Linked DNA regions of Homo sapiens: regions 2 and 3 are each linked to region 1. The links are chromatin loops, found by intact Hi-C in ENCODE. Cell type or tissue: mammary epithelial cell. All regions are shown on one strand.

Region 1 (8,000 bases):
TGAGTATTTATTAAATGAATTGAACTTGAATTACACACTGATTTTTATTTTTTAGCCAGAGAACTGTTGAGCTACTGCAGTAGGCAAAGCCCAAGAGGCAGGTTTGAACCTAAATCCAGATTTCAGTAATTCCATGTTTAGAGAACCAGGGAATTTTCTTTGATTGAACCCCCGGGTTCAAGCAATTCTCCTGCCTCAGCCTCCTGAGTAGCTGGGATTACAGGTGCCTGCCACCATGTCAGGCTAATTTTTGTATTTTTAGTAGATGGGTTTTTGCCATGCTGGTTGGCCAGGCTGGTCTCATACTTCTGACCTCAGGTGATCCACCCACCTTGGCCTCCCAAACAAAGTGCTAGGATTACAGGCATGAGCCACCGCGCCTGGCGAGAACCAGGGAATTTTCTAAACCTTCACAGAAAAGTCCAGTGATAACCTTTGACAAGACTAGTTAATGGGAAATAATGGTTTATAAATTGGGGGTGTGGGGGGATGGGCCAGGCATGGTGGCTCATGCCTGGGAAGCCTAGGCAGAATGATTACTTGAGTCCAGGAGTTCAAGACCAACCTGGGCAATACAGCGAGACCCCGTCTCTCCAAAAAGTTTTTAAAAATTAGCCTCCCTCTCCTCTCCTCTCCCGTCTCCACGTCCTGATAAATCGACGCCATTGTTTTTCCTTCATAACATGAACTAGGAATGTCTGCTTATCAATATAGGTTACTTAGCCTGGTTTTTCATCTTTAGCCCAACAGTTCATTAATTGGAACTTTAAAAATCAAAGAATCCAGGCCAGGCATGGTAGCTCATGCCTGTAATCCCAGCACTTTGGGAGGCTGAGGTGGGACGACTGCTTGAGCCCAGAAGTTCGAGATCAACCTGGGCAACATAGCAAGACCTCATCTCTACTAAAAATTAAAGAATGAACTGGGCATGATGGTGCACATCTGCAATCTCACATACTGGGACCTCATCTCTACTAAAAATTAAAGAATGAACTGGGCATGATGGTGCACATCTGCAATCTCACATACTGGGGAGGCTGAGGTGGAAGGATTGCTTAAGCCCAGGAGTTTGAGATTGCAGTGAGCCATGATTATTTTACTGCACTCCATCCTGGGCAACAGAGGAACTGAACTTGTCAGAAAGAAAAGAAAGGGAAGGGGAAGAAAGGAAGGAATGAAGGAAGGGAAGGAAAGAAAAAGAGAAGAAAGAGCAGGGCGCAGTGGCTCACGCCTGTAATCCCAACACTTTGGGAGGCCCAGGCGGGCGGATCACGAGGTCAGGAGATCGAGACCATCCTGGCTAACACGGTGAAACCCCGTCTCTACTAAAAATACAAAAAATTAGCCCGGCGCGGTGGTGGGCGTCTGTAGTCCCAGCTACTCGGGAGGCTGAGGCAGGAGAATGGTGCGAATCCGGGAGGCGGAGCTTGCAGTGAGCCGAGATCGCGCCACTGCACTCCAGCCTGGGCGACATAGCGAGACTCCGCCTCAAAAAAAAAAAAAAAAAAAAAAAAGAAAAAGAGAGGAAGGGAAGAAACAACTAAAATCTCTAAGGGTGTTTTTTGTGTTCTGTTTTTTTCTAGTACATATACATTTACTTTTTTTTTGTTGTTGTTGGTTTTTTGTGGGGGTTTTTTTGGGGTTTTTTTTTGGAGGGGAAAGGCGGGGCAGGGTTTTGCACTGTCACCCAGGCTGCAGTGCACTTATAGGATCATAGCTCACTGCAGCCTTGACCTCCCAGGCTCAAGTGATCCTTCTGCCTTAGCCTCCCAAGTAGCTGGAACTATAGGCACTGCCACTGTGCCTGGCTAATTTTTATATTTTGTAGAGACAGGGGTCTCACTGTGTTACTAGGGCTGGTCTCAAACTCTAGGGCTCAAGTGATCCTCCTGCTTTAGCCTACGTTTACTTTATACCTAGACAATTGCTGGAGATTTGGTAAGTTTTCCAGAAGGGTCCTTCTGGAAGGTTGAAGCCTGGCTTTTGGGATATTGGAGTTAAATGAGAGAATGGTAAGCAGAGTTAAGAGGGGAAACTTCTTTTTAATTTCCACATTTTCCGTCCAGGACCTCATCCTTCCTTTACTCTTGCAACCTGGAATCCATCAAAATTCAACCAGTCAGGAGTTGAATTTGATTCTGCAATAAACTACAATAGAAGGGCAACTCTGCTAAGTAAGTAGTACAAATAAAATAGCAAAGGATTGTTTACCACATTTCCCTACCTGAGACAATACACTCTTTACACTCTTGAATAAACAGCACTTTTAAACTACTCATTTAAAAATAATTTCCAGTTTACGTAAAAGTTACAAGAGTAGTATATCCTTTACCTGGACTCTGTAATTGTTAATGTATCGTCCTGTGTTTTATTATTCTCTCTCCCTCTGAATGCACACACAGAGGTATTTTTTTCCCCTGGACTATTTGAGAGTAAGTTACATACTTCATGCTTCTTTATCCTTAAATACTTGTTTTTCCCAAGAACGTGGACATTCTCTTATAAAACCAGCAGAGCTGTCTACTTCAGGAAATTTAAGTGATATGCTTTTTTTTGAGACAGAGTCTCGCTCTGTCACCCAGGCTGGAGTGCAGTGGTGCGATCTCGGCTCACTGCAACCTCTGCCTCCTGGGTTCAAGCCATTCTCCTGCCTCAACTTCCTGAGTGGCTGGGATTACAGGCGCATACCACGTCCAACTAATTTTTTTTTTTTTTTTGGTATTTTTAGTAGAGATGGGGTCTCACCATGTTGGCCAGGCTGGTCTCGAACCCCTGACCTCAGATGATCCACCTGCCTTGGCCTCCCAAAGTGTTGGGATTACAGGTGTGAGCCACTGCGACCGGCCTGATATGAAACTTTTATTTAATCTACTGTCCATAGTCCAGTTTTGTCAATTGACCCAGTAACATCCTTTAAAGCACTTTTCCCCTACTACCAAATCAGACCAGAATTGCCTATTGCATTTAGTTGTCATGTCTCAAGAATTAACATCTGATATGCTGTTATTTACAAAATGAGATGCTCAAAATAGATTAGAAAATTAAATTTATGCTACAAAAATGCAGTTGGTTTAAGTTCTGTCCTATGTGGTGTTCTTCCCTTTTCATAACAAATGCTTATGTTGGGCGGGCGCGGTGGCTCATGCCTGTAATCCCGGCACTTTGGAAGACCGAGGCAGGCCGATCACGAGGTCGGGAGCTCAAGACCAGCCACACCAACATGGAGAAACCTCGTCTCTACTAAAAATACAAAACATTAGCCAGGCGTGGTGGAGTATGTCTATAATCCCAGCTCCTCGGGAGGCTGAGGCAGGAGAATCTTTTGAACCCGGGAAGCGGAGGTTGTCGTGAGCCGAGATCGCGCCATTGCACTCCAGCCTGGGAACAAGAGCGAAACTCCGTCTCAAAAAAAAAAAAAAAAAAAAAAGTTACGTTATAATGCTATTACTACAGTTCTAAAGAATTTATCACATTTATCACTTTCTTTAAATATCAAAGAAGTATTTATTCCAGAATGGGAAGAACTCGTTAAAAATGGAGGCAAAGAACACCAGTTCCAGCCAAATTGCAGGGCTGTATTTTGTGCATTTTCGACACTATCTCAGAACTTAGGAAGGATACACTAGAAAGTGGTCGCTGCACCTGTTGGTCCCTTACTTTTCGGGTTGGTGGGAGAATTGAAGAGAGGAAGTGGGAATTTTCACTTTTTACTCTATGAATTGCTTTGCTGTTTAGATTTTTTTTTGACAACGAGGACACATTTCTTATTTAAGAACAAAATAAAAAAAGAAAACGGGGCTGGACCCTCGATGTGCTCAGTTAATCTGAACATCCAAGTTCCCCTGAACATCCAAGTTCACGTATGTACTTTGGTTTCGTCGCCTGAAGAGAGCTGATGGTGACACCTTCCCCTAATTTATGCAGGGAAACGTCAGAAAGGTTAAGTAGTCGCCAGACTATTTCAGGGAGAAACAGCCAAGAGAAAGGCTTCTCACAGATCAGAAAAACCTCTCACGTGAACTGGCGGGCAGTTCTAAGACTGACTGTCTGCCTTGTAACCCAGAAATTCAAGCAGAAGCTTTTTGGCTTTAGCGCCTTCCTTCTGCAGCAGGCACCCGAAGAGCCCGGGGAGCCCGGAGGCAGCCTGCGCGCAGGGAGGCAGGCAGGGGGAGAGGGCGCGCCGACCCCGGGACGTCCCGGGCTGTCAGCGGAGACCGGAGGGAGGCCGGAGAAAGTGCATCCTGAGCGACCCGGCCGGTCGCTGCCTTCCGGATCGGTCCCTTACCGAGCGCTGGGTACGTCCACCGGCCCAAGGCCGCCGCCGCCGCCGGGGCCGGCCAGCACGTCCCCGCCGTATTTCTCCTCCATCCCGGGGCTCACGAGCCGCCGCCGCTGCCCCTGTCGCGGGGTCTCCTCATGTCTCGCCGCTGCCGCGGAACAGCGGGTGCAGGCGCGTCACTCCCCCATGGCAGAGACCCCGTCGGGCTCCTGCAGGCCGGGCCGCCACTGCCGCCGTCGCCGGCTCCGGCTCACTAGCACACACGCGTCGGGACTAGGCCGCGATCAGTTCCGGCGGCGCCAGGTTCCCGGGAAGCAGCGGCGGTAGGGACGTTGCCAAGCCACGTCATCAGGCCCAGCAACCCTCACTCCCGGGGGAGTGCCCAGCCTTGCGTCTGCGCAAGCAGAACACTCGCCTTTCCTCGTCCCTTAGGCTCCTCCCGCCACGTTGTGTCGCATTGAAGCTCCGCCTCCTATCAGCCTCTCCGGGTGGCGCTCCCTGTGCACTTACCTGTCCCTACAGTGCCACCTATGGGCCGTCAGAAGTACAGCGGATTCCTGTAGGGCAGAGGGGGAGGGCGTGGAAAATGTACAGCGTGTGTGATTAAACAAAGCTCACCAATCTTTTCCTCTGCGTTAGGGATTCTTTTTTTTTTTGTTTTGAGATGGAGTTTCGCTCCTGTTGCCCAGGCTGGAGTGCAATGGCGCGATCTCGGCTCACGGCAACTTCCACCTCCCAGGTTCAAGCGATTCTCCTGCCTCAGTCTCCCAAGTAGCTGGGATTACAGGCATGTGCCACCACACCTGGCTAATTTTGTATTTTTAGTAGAGACGGGGTTTCTCCATGTTGGTCAGGCTGGTCTCGAACTCCTGACCTCAGGTGATCCACCCACCTCGGCCTCCCAAAGTGCTGCGATTACAGGAGTGAGCCACCGCACTCGGCCTAGAGATTCTTAATCTAGGTTAACATACCCTCTGCCTCTAAGTTTTTGTGAGTATGGATCATTTTTGTGATGAGAAGGCCCGAAGTCTTAAAAGTTCACGTGCCCTTCCCCCAACCAGAGATAACTATTTTTGAAGCTGTAGAGAATCAATTACAAATAGTGGTACGGCCATTTCTTTTGAACAATGCCTTTGATGGACTTTGGAGAGGAGAAACTAGTATTGACCAAAATTTGCCTCCTCAGCAAACTATCCCAGGGCAATTTTCTAGGAGTGACCACGTGCGAAACTTCATGGCCTTCTCTCCTACTCCTAAGGGAACCTAAAGGCAATTTCCAGATTTCTAAAGAAACATTCTTATCCTGGGCAACATGGCAAAACCCTGTCTCTATCAAAAATACAAAAACAATTAGCCAGGCGTGGCATATGCCTGTGGTCCCAGCCACTCAGGAGGGAGAGGCGGAAGGATCGCTTGAACGTGGGAGGTCAAGGTTGCAATAAGGCATGATCATGCTACTGTGCTCCAGCCTGGGCAACAGAGCAAGACCGTCTCTGGAAAAAAAAAAAAAAAGAAAGAAAAAGAAAGGATTCTTCTTTGCCACAGGGAGCCTGGGGTCATCTATCAAATAAAGTAACGGAGGAAGGTGACTGCTTTTGTGGCTTTTTGTGTGGGGCCTGGAGTACTGGTAACCGTTGTTGCTAGAGGCCCTGGAATCCAACTGTGTGAGGACAGAACATAGGAGAAGGAAGAGGATTTTGTTAAGTGTTGCTGCAAACTGTTTTGTCTCCTTTTTGAAAAGGAAAGCGTTGATTTTCTTTAAATTCTGCCTGTGAAACTGTGTAATCCAGGCACATCTGTAAAAACAGGTCAGGTAGTGTTACCTGAAAAGGGGGTCCCCATCCAGACCCCAGGAGAGCTTGGATCTCACGCAAGAAAGAATTCGAGGCAAGTCCATACAGTAAAGTGAAAGCAAGTTTATTAAAAAAGTAAAGGAATAAAAGAATGGCTACTCCATAGGCAGAGGGCACAGTGGCTCATGCCTGTAATCCCAGCAGTTGGGAGGCTGAGGCGGGTGGATCACCTGAGGTCAGGAGTTTGAGACCAGCCTGACCAACATGGCGAAACCCTGTCTCTACTAAAAATACAAAATTAGTCGGGTGGGGTGGTGCATGCCTGTACTCCCAGCTACTCGGGAGGCTGAGGAGGAGAATGGCTTGAACCCGGAGATGGAGGTTGCAGTGAGCCAAGATCGCGCCATTGCACTCCAGCCTGGGCAACAAGAGTGAAACTCCGTCTCAAAAAAAAAAAAATAATAATAGTAATAAGAATGCCCAACCTCCTGGGAATGCAGCCGAGTAAGTCTCCCCCTTGTTTTACCCAGCCCCTATTCAAGATGGAGGCACTCTGGGTCAAACGCCTCTGACAAGTAGGACTGGGTATTATAAAGGTTATTTTTCTGTTGCTAAAAATTTAGGAATGTGGGTTCCTGTGTCAGTCTTGGTTTGAATCCCAACTCTGCCACTTAGTAATTGTGGGATCTTGGGTCAGTTAGTTGGCCTTTCTGCGCCACAGTTTTTTTTTTATATGCAAAGTAGGAATAGTAATATTTATATTGTAGGGTTGTTGGGAGGATTATACATGTGTTAATAAGTGAAAAGTCTCTAGAACTTGCTAGGTTTTGAAGGGAACAGGAGGGTTAAAGAAAGACACACACACACACACACACACACACACACACACACACACACACACACAGAAAGAGGGCGGCTCGACAGTAAATGCAGGCTTTATGTCCAGCATAAAACCTACAGATGTGGGGGACCAGCTTAATGCCAGAGCCCACCACTGCTTATAGGCTGGGGGTATTTATAGGTATGGGCGGTAAGGGTCTGGGCAGTATGGCTTGCTGCCTGGCAGGATATTGATAAGATGTTCCTGTGATGAGGCAGTTCTGGCCCTTGTTCTGGCAGATGTCATCATGGTATTCCTTGGAACTTTGCCCAGCAAGATATGATAGGGATGTTTCTTTATTTGGGCCTTTGTCTGCCTTGTGGTCAAGTGGTTAGACAGGATGTTTCTTACAGCCCCGAACCCCTGTGAAATGTTTCACTTTGACCAAGGTCTGCAAAATTAGTGGGGAGCTTACAAAATGGTGCAGTTTGGACTAACAGAACTGTTGTCAGAGGCGTTTGAACCGGGGCAACTCCATCTTGAATAGGAGCTGGGTAAAATAAGGCTGAGACCTACTGGGCTGTATTCCCAGACAGTTAAGACATTCTAAGAGATGTCTATGGGGGTAGCCATTCTTTATTCTTTATTCCTTTACTTTCCTAATAAACTTGCTTTCACTTTATGGACTTGCCCTGAATTTTTTTTTTATTTGGACACGGAGTTTTGCTCTTGTTGCCCAGGCTGGAGTGCAATGGCATGATCTCGGCTCACTGCAACCTCCACCTCCCAGGTTCAAGCGATTCTCCTACCTCAGCCTCCCCAGTAGCTGGGACTACAGGCATGCGCCACCACACCCAGCTAATTTTGTATTTTTAGTAGAGACAGGGTTTCTCCATGTTGGTCAGGCTGGTCTCGAACTCCTGATCTTGGGTGATCCACCTGCCTCGGCCTCCCAAAGTGCTGGGATTACAGGCGTGAGCCACCAAGCCTGGCCCTGAATTCTTTCTTTCATGAGCTCCAAGAACCCTGTCTTGAGGTCTGGATCTGGACCCCTTTCCTGTAGCACTATGAATAGTATAAAATGTCACTCAATAGATGTTAAATATTA
Region 2 (8,000 bases), 320 kb before region 1:
TTATAAATCTAATTTATCTGTGAGCCCTATTAAACAATAAAATAAAAAACAAAAGTGACAAAACTTTAACACAACAGAACGCGAACACACTCCCAAGTAGAGTCATTTCCTCAAACATCTAAATCAAAATACTAAGAGTTTGAGTGTAGCGAAATTTGATGGGTCAGCAAATATTCTTCATTTTCACTTGGAATAGCCTAGGAGAGGCAGTCTGTTAAAACACAGGGTATGCACAGCCCTTCCCCTTCCTAAATCAACAAAGTCATTTTAGAGGACTTGCTTCTTCCAGTCTAAAATATTAACAATTGAAACTAGATGTAAAAAAGTTGAATCTCAGAGACAACATCACCAAAGGCTAAGGCTCCCCCAAGGCACAATAGAGAATGGCAGCAATGACCATTACTATTACTCTTTCGAGGGCAATTCAGGTGATTTACTGTTCCCAAGGAGAGACTCAAGTATCTCAGAAGGTATTCAATCCACCTCAAAAATAAAGCATAGAAAATGCACTTTTACTAAGCCTGTTGATTCATGAAATCAATGCTCTGCACCCATATACAGAAAGAAGGAAACCATTTGTGAATTAACTACTAGTTTTAAGGTATGCTGAATTTCTCTCTCGAATTGTTTATAAGTATTTTGTTTGAAGACTTAAAAAAATTTTTTCATTCACACCCTGCCAAGACTCATTATTGAAGACTTAAACTGGGCACATGGTATTGTACTTGATACTATGAAGGTCTCAAAATTAAAATGGATAACCCCATCTTTTTTGTTATTGTTTTATTTATTTAATATTTTTAAGACAGGGTCTCACTCTGTTTCCCAGGCCAGAGCATAGGAGCACAATCATAGCTCACTGCAGCCTCAATCTCCCTGGCTCAAGCACTCCAGCTGCCTCAGCCTCCTGAGTAGCTGGGACTACAGGTGCATGCCACCATACCCAGCTAATTCTTTTTTTTTTTTTTTTTGAGACAGAGTCTCAATCTGTTGCCCAGGCTGGAGTGCAGTGGTGCCATCTCGGCTCACTGCAAGCTCCGCCTCCCAGGTTCATGCCATTCTCCTGCCTCAGCCTCCCAAGTAGCTGGGACTACAGGTGCTCGCCACCACGCCCGGCTAATTTTTTGTATTTTTAGTAGAGATGGGGACCATGTTAGCCGGGATGATCTTGATCTCCTGACCTCATAATCCACCCGCCTCGGCCTCCCAAAGTGCTGGGATTACAGGTGTGAGCCACCACGCTCGGCCGCTAATTCTTTAAAATTTTTAGTAGACATTAAGTATCACTATGTTGCCTAGGCTGGTCTTGAACTCCTGGGCTCAAGCGATCCTCCTGCCTTGGCCACCCAAAGTGCTGGGATTACAAGCGTTAGCCACTGCACCTGGTCTGATAACCCCATCTTTATACTGTTGAACAATTTGGAAATTCCTAAGGCTTTATTTTATTTTACTTTGGAAAACGAAGACCCTTCATTTAACCTGCCTTGCACCAGGCATGCTGAAAGTATACTGGTGGACAAACCAGACTGAAATCCTTGCCTTCATGATGCTTTAACCGGGGGAGTGCCGGGCAGATTGACAGATGATAGATAAATGAAATATACAGTATGCTAAAGAACAAAGTTGAGAAAGGGGGTAAAGACTGCAATGGGGACAGGATGTTACCATCTTAAACCGAGTGGGCAGGGAAATCTTCACAGAGAAAGGGATATCTGAGTATAGAACTGAAGGTGAAGGAGGAAGCCAGGCCATTATCAGGGACAAGTGTTCAGGCAGATGGAATAGCTAGCGCAAATGCCCTGAAGCAGGAGTGCCTGGTATGTTCAAGAAATATTTAGGCATGGAAGCTACTGTGGCAGCAGCAAAGTGGGTAAGAAGGTGAATAGTAGAACTGAGGCCATCTGAATCATGTAGGGCCTTGAAAACCACTGGAAAGAAAGGACTTTGTCTTTTGCTAGGAGTGAGATGAGAAGCCACTGGAGGATTCTGAATAGAGGAGTGACATGACTTGACTTGTTTTAACAGTATCACTATGGATGCTGTGTTGAGAGTACACTCCAGAAGGCAAGAGGTAAAACAGGAAGACTGGCTAGGCCATTGAAATAATCCAATGGATCACTGAGATCTTGAGAAGAGGTCAAATGCTAGACAGGTATTTAAAATTTTTATTATAGAATTTTTCAAACATAATAAAAAGTAGAAAGAATAGCATTATGAACCCTTGTGTACCCACATCCAGCTTCTACACTTATCGATTTATGGCCAAACTTGTTTCATTTATACTCCCCATACTATTTCCTCTGCCAATAGAGTCCTCTGAAGTAAACCCCAGACATCTGATCATTTTATCTATCTATACCTCATTCTCCACCCCTCCAGCTTAGCCTTGGGGAGCAGCAGACTGAAGAGTGTTTCAGATGCGTTAAAAATCCAGGTAGAGACGTTAAGAGGGCAAGCAAGGCACACAGGGTATGTACAGACTGGAGACAAGGGAATGCGGTGGAAACCCAGGGTCTTCTAATAGGGCACTCCGACCTTAGAGGATTAACTGTGATGGCCCCAGCAGGGTGCCCAATGCAAAGCGGCTCTGTATATTATAACAATCAGTTATTTTTGTACCTTTCTCTTTCTTTCTCTAAAAAAGTGTAAGTTCTAGAAATGCTATTACGACTCTAGTTTTTGAAACACATTCCTAAGAAATGTAGAAGCAAAAGCACAACAAATGATTTTAGCAAGTTTTACACAGCATTTACAGGATACGCTATGCTTAATTCAACTCACTGGTAAAAATACGATTCACTGTAATGGATTTAACTCTTCACCTGTGAAGTGGCTTATTTGAATCAAACCACCCTATCCATTTTTAAAGAAAAAACAAGCAATTATTAAAGAGTTGTGGAAAAGCAAGATAATGTGATTTTTAGAAGGGAATGGTTAGCTGTATTTCATTACATCTTAAATATCTGGATACCCCTAATGTCTTTCAAGATGTCACTGAGAGTTCGTTCTGGTCCCGCAGGTCGCGGCAGCGTGTGTCTTTGTCCTGCTCAGGCCCCGGACCCTTACTCCACTCTTGGACACTCATCTTGGAAAGCCGCGGCAATGGCAGGAGAAATGGCTGCCCCAGCAAAGTGTCACAGGAATCATGCCTGGTCACCTTTACACAAACAGAACCACCGGTTTACCTGGCTTAAAAGTTTTGCTGGACCCAAGAAACGGGTAGATTTCGGATACTTCTGCGCTTCCGAGGGGTCGGGAAAGGCTCTGCGGTTCTAACTAACCCACGACTGCCCGGGGGTACCGAGCATTTTAGCTGTGGGGTCTCCCCCGCGCCAGCCTCTGGGCGCCCGGTCCCACAAATCTCATTGTGTCCTCGGTTCTGCCCGCGCCGGCTAGGCGTTCGTCTTCGCGTTTCTGGCTGAAACCCACTGTCTTTGGAGATTCCGACCCAACGAGGCCGAAACTAAGCCGGGAGACCTCCCAGGTAAGGAGCACCGAGATCGCCCCGAGGTGCGCGCCCCGCCCCGCGCCCGGAAGGACGGCGGCTCGGCCGCACCTGCGTCCGCAGAGCGAAACCTGGCGGGACGCGGGCCTCCCCGGATCCCTGGCTCCGGCCTCCCCCGCGGGCTATGGCAGGCTGAGCGCCGAGCGCGGGCAGCCGTCCGTCGCAGCACACCTGGGCCGGGGGCCGCCGGGCCCTCCTCTCCCGGTCACGTGGCCCCACCCCGGTCCCACTTACCTGCGCAGCCGCCAGGAAGAGCGCGCACGCTGCCCAGGACTCTGAAACCGGTATCGGGCTCCCGGGGTGGGGGCGGGGCCGGGACGGGACGAGCCCAGCTTTCCCCGCCCGGCTTTGCCCCGCCCGGATCTGTCGGCCCGACAACCGCTCTGGGCCCAGGCTGCTCGGTGCCACCAGCCGGCACGTCGCGGCAATGACCACACACTGGGCTCTTTTGGAAAGAGTTTACAGTTCTCATCGCAACGTTGCCATCCTCTTCCCTATCTTTTGAAAAGTTTGACACTGGGGGAGGGAGATTGGTGCACTGTGCTTAAGGACCCATGGCAGCGAGTGCGTGCTAGATAATGTTAAAAGACAGGAGAAACAAAATTAAATTCAACATTTTAATTGTGATATAACTTATGTAAATACTTTCCAAAAAGTATCTAAGATATTCCACTGTACAACACATCAAAACTATCTGAGAAGCGGGAGACAATAAAGTGTAAATAAGGCACACAGTTTACACTCGTAATTGCATCCTAAACTGTTGAATAGTTGATATTTACAACCCCCCAATAACGTTTTTGCATCCTGAATTAGTCCTTCACATCTTGATATTTGGCATAATGTTCAAACACACTTTATACACACTGACCGCTCCTTAAACCACTCACAGATTTAATAAATACCGAAAAAATTAAGAGATTTGAAGGCTTGATCTTCTATTTACTTCAAGATGACAGAAGAGTAGGTTTCTTGTGATGAAATACTACAAGAATGAAGAATTAACAAACTGTTGTGTAATTCATCAGAAAAGCATATTAACTCTGCTGAAGTACCACTGAATGAAACAAAAATGAAGCTGTGAAGTAGCAATCTGATTAGCAGGCTGGCTTCTATGTCCCATCACTCTCGTAGTCTTCTATTATTATGTTTTCTTCCATGTCTCCTTGGGCTGAAAAGGGCTGGGGCTGGCTAGCAGGCAGTTCACTGGCACTATTCTGACTCAAAGGAAGAGACCAGGTTTCCGGCACAGTGGCTTGAGTGGGTTCACCCAGAGATTCCTCTGCAGAATGTCCTCCATTAAGCTGGGCTTCATCTCCGCTGTCAGGGTCTATCATTCCATGTTCCCTGTCAGTCAGGGCTTCCATTTTCAATCTGTCAGATTCACAGTGCAGGCATTAATAAGAACCAAAGGAGAAGATTTTTAAATTACACCATGAGTGTGATGATTATGAAGCCATCTTTCATTTACCTACATTGTGCTGTTTAGCTAGTCCCTTTAACTATAAAAACAAAACTACAAGGTAAATGACAAACTGAATAAGTTCCTACAACTTAAAATACAAAAAGGAGCTGAACACGATGGCTCATGCCTGTACTATCTGCACTGTGGGAGGCCAAGGCAGGCAGATCACTTGAGGCCAGGAGTTCAAGACCAGCCTGGCCAACATGGCAAAAACCCATCTCTATTGAAAATAGAAAAATTAGCCAGGCGTGGTGGCACGCATCTGTAATCCCAGCTACTCAGGAGGCTGAGGCAGGAGAATTGTTTGAACCCAGGAGGCAGAAGCTGCAGTGAGCCAAGCTCGTGCCACTGAACTCCAGCCTGTACGACAGAGCAAGACTCTGTCTCCAAACAAAAAACAAACAAACAAAAAAACCAAACCAAACCACAACAACAAAAACACCTAAAAATAAAAAGAAATAATGTCTTCAGTAAAGAATTTTTCTTTTTTCTTTTTTTTCATTGAGACTGTCTTTCTCTATCGCCCAGGCAGGAGTGCAGTGGTGCAATCTCAGTTTACTGCAACCTCTGCCTCCCAGGTTCAAGCGATTCTCCTGCCTCAGCCTCCCAAGTAGCTGGGATTACAGGCACATGCCATCATGCCCAACTAATTTGTATTTTTAGTAGAGATGGGGTTTCACCATGTTGGCCAGGGTAATCTTGAACTCCCGAACTCAGGTGATCCATCTGCCTCCGCCTCCCAAAGTGCGGGGATTACAAGTGTGAGCCACCACACCCAGCCTTCAGTAAAGAATTTTTACAAATTAAAAAGGAAAAAATGAAATAGAAAAATGGGCACAAACATGGACAACTTATAAAACAAATACAAATGGTTCCTAAATTGTTAAATCTAATTTGTAATTTTAAAAATGAAAATTAACATAATGAGCTACTACTGTCATCTTTTTTTTTTTTTGAGACAGTCTTGCTCTGTCACCCAGGCTACAGGGCAGTAGCACGATCTTGGCTCACTGCAACCTCCACTTCAGGTTCAAGCGATTCTCCTGTCTCAGCCTCTGGAGTAGCAGGGATTACACGCGGGCACCACCACACCCAGCTAGTTTTTGTATTTTTAGCAGAGATAGGGTTTCACCATGTTGGCCAGGCTGGTCTCGAACTCCTGACCTTAGATGATCCACCCACCTCAGCCTCCCAAAGTGCTGGGATTACAAGCATGAGCCACTGCGCCTGGCCTATTACTGTCATCTTCTAAACTGGCAAAGATACTTTTAAAACCCAGTGGTGGCAAGGGTTAGGAGAAAAGAACATACTGATACACTGTAAGTGGATACAAAACTGGCAAAATATTCTTGCCAACAATTTGGCAATAAAGAGGAAAAGCCCCAAAAGGTATATACCTATTGATCCAGCAATTTCATTTGTAGGAATTCACCCTAAGTAAATAGTATTTGAAGTGCATGATGACTTATCTATAAGGCTGGGATAGTAAAAGCTGAAAAAAAGCTAAATGGGCAAAAATAACGTGTAGGTTGAATTACAGGAAATTAAACACCTATTAAATATTAAGTATTAATATTTAATACTAAATACTAAACATATGAACAATGGTTTTAAATATGGTCAACATAAATAAAAGATAGTACCAGTCATTGTAATATATAGCACTGAAAATACTGCCTCTCGTGGCCAGGCGTGGTGGCTCACGCCTGTAATCCCAGCACTTTGGGAGGCCGAAGTGGGCGGATCACGAGGTCAGGAGATCAAGACCATCCTGGCTAACACAGTGAAACCCTGTCTCTACTAAAAATACAAAAAATTAGCTGGGCGTGGTGGCGGGCGCCTGTAGTCCCAGCTACTCGGCAGGCTGAGGCAGGAGAATGGTGTGAGCCCAGAAGGTGGAGCTTGCAGTGAGCCGAGATCGTGCTACTGCACTCCAGCCTGGGCGATAAAGCTAGACTCCGTCTACAAAAAAAAAAGAAAAGAAAATACTGCCTCTCAAGTCACATCAAGTAGGTAGTTGAACCAATAATAAAATAGTGAAGATTCTCATTCAATTTAGCCTTGTGTAAATTGCAGCAACTCAATACATCTCAGGAGCAAAAATACAATAGAACATACTTGTCTTTATTTTGATGCCATAATCTTAGGGGGTTGGGGAGAGAAGCCATCAAAGAGACTTGGTCCTGCTTTCATTCAGAGGGATGTGAGAAGAAAAGCAGTGTTTATGAAATGTGTAAGCCCTGATCACATCCCAGTGGGACGATGCTTCAAGATCCATCCATCATGGTCTTTCTGCGATAGGAAAGATGGGCCCCACATAGCTAAGCCAGTATACAGAAAAAAACATTAACACTACAAAGGCCTTAATGAATCTTGGAGGGTAAAGAGGGGGAAAAAGCTCACATCACAGGAGTTTTCCATTTGGGACCAGAAATAGGAGAAAAGGTAGGAGGAGTCAGAGGTGCCATTTCTATCACTTACTTTTGTCCATGCATTCAGTAAGCAAGATTTTTTTAAATCTTTTTTTTGAGATGGAGTTTTGCTTTTGTTGCCCAGGCTGGGGTGCAATGGTGTGATCTTGGCTCACTGCAACCTCCACCTCCTGGGTTGAAGCGATTCTCCTGCCTCAGCCTCCTGAGTAGCTGGGATTACAGGCATGTGCCACCACACCCAGCTAAATTTTGTATTTTTAGTAGAGACACGGTTTCACCATGTTGTCCAGGCTGGTCTTGAACTCCTTATCTCAGGTGATCCACCTGCCTCGGGCTCCCAAAGTGCTGGGATTACAAGCATAAGCCACCACGCCCGGCCATTTTTAAAATCTTTAAACAATTCCTAAGTGCTTAATTCGATCTTACAAATAAGCTAAGTCAAACTGAAATATAAGTTTTGTGTTAATCACTGATAATGGCACAGAAGCTACTTTCCAATAAAATGAACAGTATATATATATATATATATATATATATATATAGACAGACATCTATTTTTTGCTTGTTTAAATTTTCTAAAATAAGAAAATATGAAGGA
Region 3 (8,000 bases), 71 kb after region 1:
TGTTTTCCTCTATTGATTTCATGGAAGGCTTCCCTCTAATGTAGCATACATTGGCCCTGCCTGTGCAAAGCTTCTTTTCTCTCCAACAAGCAGGAGACTTGTGTCTTTAGCTCTTTTTCTGCAAGAGCTGCACTCTCCCGTTCTCTTGTGGCCATGGCAGATGATTTCTCGTCACCTCCTCCCTCTCCGCCAACTTCCTTTCCTCCATCCAATTTCTTTTATGACAGGAGTTCCTCTTGGTTGAAGTTAACATTAAAACAGTTAACTTTGTTTTTTTTTTGAGATGGAGTTTGACTCTTGTTGCCCAGGCTGGAGTGCAATGGTGTGATCTCGGCTCACTGCAACCTCTGCCTCCCGGATTCAAGTGAATCTCCTGCCTCAGCCTCCCAAGTAGCTGGGATTACAGGCATGTGCCACCATGCCTGGCTAATTTTGTATTTTAAGTAGAGACAGGGTTTCTCCATGTTGGTCAGGCTGGTCTCGAACTCCTGACCTCAGGTGATCCGCCCGCCTCGGCCTCCCAAAGTGCTGGGATTATAGGCGTGAACCATCATGCCTGGCCAACAGTTAACTTTTAACTGAAGCTGAAGTTAAAACAGTTTCTTCATAGGCAGACATATGAATGCTATAATTTTCTTTTGATAATATCTAATGTGCTCTCTCCTCATATCACCAAGCAGTAATTTTGAATCTTATTGTTTTGTCCTTTGTGCCAGGGTTCTCAAGATGTCTTACATGAAAAAAGCTCTGTGGCACATTACATTTGGGAGCTGCTGATTAAAGACATATAAGCTCTTTTGCTGACCATTTTTCCAGAACCTTGACTGGAATGTTAATATCCATTGTAAATCTCTAAGTGGGTACCAGTGTTCTGCAAAGCACTCTGGGAAATGTTTCCCTTTCCTTTATCTTTTTTAGCCAGTCCCAATGTATTATAACTTGAGTGAAACAGAGCTGTCCTATACGCCACTCTCAGCATACTGAGACATCCAAAGGAAATCCAAGTCTGGCTGAAAAAATCACCCACCTTGAAAAACAACGTATGTTGATCAAGACAGATGCCTCTTGGAGAGGGAGCCAAAGGATAACTGCACCACCCGGGATCATCTTTATAGATCTCTCTTCCTGAAGGCCACCTCAGCACCCTAGCTGCTTCTCAATGTCTCTCTGCAGCCTCTTTTCTGTAAACTCTAGCCCTTTGATTTTTCCTCTCACCTCCGAGGTCTATTATATTCTTTCCAGATGAGCTCCATACTCTTTCTCATGAGTAAATTAATTTGACCTTTCTTGGGCTCTTCCAGCTTTTCATTTTACCCAACACTGAGATCATTGCAACAGTTTCCAGAAGTTAGACAGAGCAAAGTCTTTTCTCTGATTCTTCCTCAGAAGGCATGGGAGGGCCAGAAGGTCACTCTAGGGGCTTTGGAAGGAGCATATACAACACCCCTCTTTCCTGGGTAATGAAACATGGAATAAATTGATGAAGAACAGCTTTGTTCCTAATAGAGGTAACTGGGGAATGAAACTTACACTTACTGAAAGAGTCGTGGGCAGATCTGGGCCAGCACAGCAAGGTGGCAGCTTACTGTGTGTGGAAGACAATGCCTACTTCCCAAGAAGGGGCCACTGTGAAAGAAAGATGCCGTCCCCAGAAGGGGCTCAGCCATACATGCTTGGTTCTCTCTTCCCATTTCATTTCTTCCAGTGGGTGTCCTGGTCACAACCTCTGTGCCTAACACAACAACTTTCTCTAGAATATTTATTTGTAATACCTTAGGCCTGGCCACATTTGTCTGGGACAAATAATAAATAAATTACAAATAAATATTTCACATTTGTGAAGTATCCAAATTGCACAGGGCCCACCTTCTCCCACCCACTCCTCCCACTCTAGACTCATGAACACTGTAGAAATTGGTCCATGGCATTTGCACAGAATGTCACCCATGGCTGAGTTGTACTTTGTCTTAGACCAATAGAAAGTTATGCTTGTTTTTCCTTCTCAGGGACTTGTTGGTTTTGTAGGAAGGGTCTGTAAACCCATGAGTCAATAAGATACCCTTGCTTTAGATCTTCACCTACTTAACAGTCTAGCCACTGATATGACGTGGTAGCAGTCTATATCAGCCTGCTGACAGAGGGTTCATGTTGGGGGATGTATTTTATATTTTAATTCGCATATTTTCCTGAGCACGCATTTCTTCTGACCTATGCCTGAGCAGCCTCTCAAACCAGCATGGAAGCATTATGTTTTGCCATCGAGTGCTGGGGGCTCCAACTAAAGTTGTGTGACCATCTTTGGGTGCCTCCTGCTTCAAACACATGTCTTCTTCAGACTTCGCTTGGCTTCTCAGCCATCTGAAGTCCTCTACAGACTCTGATGATATCAGAAGATGAGAAATTAGGATTAGTCTCATTTTTTGGGAGCTCCCATTCAAATACAGCAGAGGTACAATGAGATGGAGACATAGCTCAATATTGCAGCTCTGTAGTTCTTGCCACTCCAATTTAAAAAGCTGTAGGCTGGGCGCGGTAGCTCACACCTGTAATCCCAGCACTTTGGGAGGCCAAGGCGGGCAGATTACAAGGTCAGGAGATCAACCATCCTGGCTAACACGGTGAAACCCCGTCTCTACTAAAAATACAAAAAATTAGCTGGGCGTGGTGGCGGGTGCCTGTAGTCCCAGCTACTCGGGAGGCTGAGGCAGGAGAATGGTGTGAACCTGGGAGGCGGAGCTTGCAGTGAGCCGAGATCGCGCCACTGCACTCCAGCCTGGGCGACAGAGCGAGAATCCGTCTCAAAAAAAACCAAAAAAACCCCCCCAAAAACAAAAAAAACTGTAAAGAGAGTCCTTGGACTCCCCTGATCTGTGATTCTAGAGAACTGTGTTGCTCAAAGCAGGAGATAGACCCTTCCATGTGGGGTGTTGTTATGGTGGCACTTACTTTCTTCCTCTTTGTATCTTTATCTTATCTGAGGTGCATGCAGATGACTGGAATTGAGGAAGGCAGTTTTTAAGGCTCCTGGGTAAGCATGAATCCAGTGGTATTTGCTGATCAGTGTATTCATCTAGTTCCACATTGAGGATTTCTTCTCCATTGAAGGAAGCAACGCTTCATTAGGCCTATTTAGCTCCTATGATGCCTCTTTCACTTCATCCCTTTCTCCAGTGTCCAACTTCAGTTTCCTCTCCTCCTTCAGTCTCCTCTCCTCTCCTTCATGAAGGCTTCCTTGACCACCAAAGCCCATTGAAATTTTGTCATCTCAGTGATGTTCACTGACTTAGCTTTATTGAGCACCCGTGTTGTGCCAGGTGCTGGGCGGAGAATGTGAATCGACAAAGATGAGCAACAAGTTCCAACTCTTGAACTATATGCAGGAATAGTCATAGCCCTTTTTATCTTTGCAATTGAATGCAGTCTGTTAAACAGCTCTAGGGAGGCACCGTTCATGTGGTTTTCTTTGTGAATGGTGCCCCCTAGAGTTGGACAACTCAAAGGGCATGCTGAGGGTGAAACTTGAAGGGCGATTTGTTAGTCAACTTCAAGGGTTGATTGAATGTTAATCACATATTGCCATGCATTTTTTTTTGCAATCTAATTATAAACTTTTTGAGGGTAAGGGTTATATTTTGATAGTTTTTGTATCTTTATGCATAGGGTTTAGCATGCTGTTTTTTCCTTTAATCAAAATTCAGGAAATACTTAATTGAGTTATTGAAATAGCTTTCTTGGTGAGATTATCAAATTAACTTGTACACTGTTTCGGGAGCAGCTGGATACCAGTTTCTTATCCATCACTGTGAGGGCGTGGAGGGGAGAATGGAGAATCAATTTTTATAAAGCTCTCCAGGCGATTCTCTTCAGACCATTTAGAAAATGTTGTCCCAAGATTTCAGCATATGAATATCAGGAAGCAGATTGACATAAAACTCTTCAATGTGCCACAAACAGCCAAGAAAGTGATGTTAAATTTAGGGTCCACTAGAAATCTCCATAGAATGGAATAAAACTATAAAAATTAAAAGAGAACATAATTAACAAGAATTAAGGGAAGGAGAAAGACTGGTGAAATCATGATGTTTCAGTTACCAATGCTGCATAACACACCATAAAAAACCAAAGCTGGCCAGATGCAGTGGCTCACACCTGTAATCCCAGCACTTTGGGAGGCCGATGTGGGCGGATTACCTGAGGTTGGGAGTTTGAGACCAGCCTGATCAACATGGAGAAACCTCATCTCTACTAAAAATACAAAATTAGCCAGGTGTGGTGGCACATGCCTGTAATCCCAGCTACTCGGGAGGCTGAGGCAGGAGAATCGCTTGAACCCAGGAGGCAGAGGTTGCAGTGAGCCGAGATCACACCATTGCACTCCAGCCTGGGCAACAAGAGCAAAACTCCATCTCAAACAAACAAACAAACACAACCAAAATGGAGTGGCTCAAAGCAACTATCATGCATTATTTCTCATGATTATGTGAGTTGACTGGGCTAAGCTCGGTGGTTTCTCTGCTCCATGTGGTGGAGCTGTGGTCATTCATGCAGCTGTATTCAGCTGGGAGCTTGGCTGGAGCTGGAACATCCAAGATGGCCTCATATTGTGCAGAGCTTTCTGCCTGTGATATCTTATCCAGTAGTCTAGCCTCAACTTCTTCTTCTCTTTTTTCTGGAAAAAAAAAAGAATATATTTATTGATGAGACAAACATGAAGGGATTATTTATTACTTTTGGGCAGCTGGACTGAGGGAGACCAGCCAGCACTGGCTCACAGTGGGAACCAAATAGTGGGGCCAAGATGGGTGAAATTTTCTGATGCACCCACATTCACTCCTGGAATCATCCAGGAATTCACCTATGGCATCTCCAGACACAGAAACACTCTTCTCATGGATGCCATAAGCTCTGAGAATTGGCAAAAACCTTAGATGTCATCCAAAAATCTATATGTGTCCTTGAGACCTCTTTCCTTCATTCTTCACTTCTGATCCACCATCAAGTCATGCTGATCTGTCTCCAAAATATCTTCCAAATCTGTGCATTTTTACCAAGGCCACTGTCACCACCCTGGTTATGGTCACCAACATTGTATACCTCCAGTTGGCTTCCCTGTTTTATTTGATCAGCTCTTCTTGAGACCACACACATGCATTTTCCATGTGCAAATCAAATGATGCCACACCCCTGCTTGGAGCTCCAGGAATTTCTCTTGCACCCAGAGTAAAATCCCAGCTCCTGAACAGGGGTATTAATTTCTAGGGCTGCCTTAACAAACAAAACACCACAAACTGGATGGCTTAAAATGACAGACATTGATTCTTTCACAGTTATGGTGGCCAGAAGTCTGAAATCAAGGAGTCAACAGAGCTGTGCTCCCTCCAAAGGCTCTGGAGGAGAATTGGTTCATGCCTGTCTCCCAGCTTTTGGTGGTGGCCAGCAGTCCTTGGCATTCCTTGGTTTGCAGCTGTGTCACTCTCATCTCTGCCTCTGTCACTATGTGACATTTTTGCTGTGCATCTCTGTTTTCACATGACTTTCCTTTTCTCATAAGGATGCCAGTCAAACTGGATTAGGTCCCACCCTAGTGACCTCATCTTAACTTGATTCCATCTGCAAAGAGCCTATTTCCAAATAAGCTCACAGTTATAGGTACCAGAGGTTAGGACTTCAACATATCTTTTTGGGTAGCGCCAGCTTCATTACAGCATGACAGCTGGCTTCTAAGAAGAGGAAGCAGAATTTGCAATTCTCTTAAGGTCTGGGTTTAGAAGTCTCAGAATTCCATTCCTTTCCCTCCCCTCCCCTCCCCTCCCCTCCCCTCCCCTCCCCTCCCCTTCGCTTCCCTTGACAGGGTCTGGCTCTGTTGCCCAGGCTGGAGTGCAGTGGTGCAATCTTGGCTCACTGCAACCTCCGCCTCCTGGGCTCAAGCCATCCTCCCACCTCAGCCTCCCAAGGAACTGGGACCACAGGCATATGCCACCACACCCGGCTAATTTCTTTAAATTTTTTTGTGGAGACGAGGTTTTGTCATGTTGCCCAGGCTGGTCTCAAACTTCTGAGCTCAAGCTATCTGCCTGCCTCAGCCTCCCAAAGTACTGGGATTACAGATATGAGCCACCATGCCCCACCAGCTGGTGCTACATCCTTTTGGACAAGACAAGTGATAGGGCCAGCCCAGATTCTAGGGGAGGAGAAATAGACTCCACCTCTCAATCTGTATACAGAGAGGGGAAGAATTGTTGGAGGCCATATTTGATTAGTATCTACCACACATTTTCATAGCCACATCTGACACACAGTAAGAAGTGGCTATACTTTTGGGCCATCTAAATTTAAGCCAAAAACCAAACCAAAACAAACAAACAAACAAACAAAAAAACTGCTACAGGATCCATGTAACGGAATGCTATTCAGTAACAAAAAGGAGCAAAATACTGATACATGTGATAACATGGATGCTCAACCTCAAAAACATCATGCTAAGTGAGAGAAGCCAGACAGAAAACCCACATATTGTAGGATTCCATTTGTGTGAAAAGTCCAAAAAAGCAAATCTAAAAGAGAAAAAGTTGATTAGTAGTTGCTTGGGGTTGGAGGAAGGAATGAGGATTAATTGTAAATGGGCATTGAGAGATCTTACTAGCGTAATAAAAATAAAAACTGGAAAAAATAAAAAATATAACTAGACGATGTGGATGGTTACACAAGTGAGTAAATTTATTAAAAAATCATTGAATTATACATGTAGAAGGAGTGAATCTTATGGCATACATTTATTTTTATGGCATAAAAATATATATTTATGACGTATCTATTTCAGTAAAGTTATTAAGAAAATACGGGATGGTGGCTTTTAATTCAAAAGACATGCTCCTAAAGATCTTGCCTAATTCAAACCTTGCACAATTTCAAGTTAATTTTCCCATAGAAATAGAAGTAAAGTAGAAGGGATGTGTCTTCAAAGTGCAAAGCCCCACACCTATTGTGGTCTATTTTTGCCTTTGTTTTCTCAGCCTTACATCATTTACACAGTGCTCCCTCTTAATTTAACAACAGAGCATATCAAGGTTGATATCTGGCCTTCCTCATAACTTTTTATCACATCTAACTTCCAGTCCACAGCTATTGATTTTCCAGCACGTTTTTCAGCAGTAGGGCCATCACTTACATGAGCTGTTGGATGACACTGTTATAGACTATTCAAAAGACTTTAATTCTTAACTACTGTGAAATTTAAAATAAGACCCTGATGGCCACTAAGACCATTGGCCGAAGTGTGGTTGTGCCTGCACAACAGTGCTTGTTGATTAACGATGGCAGGTATTTCTGTAACCCGTTAAAGTGACACTTTCCAATGCAGTAACAAAAACACAGCTTACAAACTTCTCAGCCTGCCCCCTTGAAATTTTGCAAATTTTGACAAATTTCCACATTTAAGGAGATTCATATGTTTTAAATTTTGGTCACAAAGTGAAACTTTATTATTATTACTTTGTGTATTGCACTATTTGAAATAATGCAAATTCACAGGAGTGGCAAATGTACTACATTGCAGAGTCGGTGATGGGGAGAACTTGCCAGCCTAGTTCTCCCTGCCTCCCCCATGTTATTGAGATGGAAAAACTTCCAACATTCAGCATGTGCAGTCCAGATGGCTCAGAAGCCCTTTGTATTTGCATCTATTCAATTTGTAAGGAGTTTGTGTTCCATGAATTTGCATTAGGTTTCAGGTTAGACTCAATAATCCTAAATACCAAGTGAAATTGTGCCTGATCCATTCAGCCTCTGGAGCTTGTCAGAAACTCCAAAATTGGCTTGAATTTTCTTCAAGGATTTATGAATCTGGGCTGAATTTGAGGTTCGTAAAGTGATCCAGCCAGAGTTGCTTAGTCTGGGATTTCAGAACACGTGTTTCACACATTTCTCTCTACACATCAAGCAAGTTGTCATCGTCTGCTGGATTTGTGTCCTGCTCTCCCTAAATGACCTCGCTACCCATT

The links. Hi-C counts contacts between places; a loop is a spot of excess contacts. Peaks named below come from ENCODE experiments on the same cell type or tissue, not always from the same donor. Only the 100,000 strongest peaks of a DNase experiment are listed, where the experiment ranks them.
Region 2: a loop joins it to region 1, with 9 times the contacts of the local background. A loop is called at or near these places in 3 of 110 quality-filtered maps.
Region 3: a loop joins it to region 1, with 6 times the contacts of the local background. A loop is called at or near these places in 5 of 110 quality-filtered maps.

Annotation. Positions count from the first base shown.
Region 1 is chr5:69,090,624-69,098,623 of GRCh38, reverse strand. SLC30A5 (solute carrier family 30 member 5) reads right to left here and starts at 4,610. Exons shown (of 16, transcript NM_022902.5): 1 at 4,286-4,610. The coding sequence starts at 4,368. RefSeq lists silencers at 3,828-4,122, 4,168-4,457, 4,788-4,897 and an enhancer at 4,588-4,687. In mammary epithelial cell, a CTCF peak has its summit at 4,809 (motif pointing left); a DNase peak (open chromatin) is centred at 4,693; H3K4me3 peaks cover 1,442 bases; H3K27ac peaks cover 1,372 bases.
Region 2 is chr5:69,410,910-69,418,909 of GRCh38, reverse strand. It overlaps RAD17 (RAD17 checkpoint clamp loader component), which reads right to left. Exons shown (of 19, transcript NM_133338.3): 19 at 4,109-4,879. The coding sequence ends at 4,618. It overlaps MARVELD2 (MARVEL domain containing 2), which reads right to left and starts at 3,794. Exons shown (of 7, transcript NM_001038603.3): 1 at 3,740-3,794. RefSeq lists enhancers at 2,251-3,133, 3,134-4,017. In mammary epithelial cell, a CTCF peak has its summit at 3,920 (motif pointing left); DNase peaks (open chromatin) are centred at 2,009 and 3,769; H3K4me3 peaks cover 2,238 bases; H3K27ac peaks cover 3,042 bases.
Region 3 is chr5:69,019,828-69,027,827 of GRCh38, reverse strand. The region is part of intron 1 of LINC02198 (long intergenic non-protein coding RNA 2198); the gene reads left to right. Among named protein-coding and RNA genes, the nearest start is that of LINC02198, 6.1 kb to the left of the region's middle. In mammary epithelial cell, a CTCF peak has its summit at 3,484 (motif pointing left); no DNase peak of the experiment used is centred here.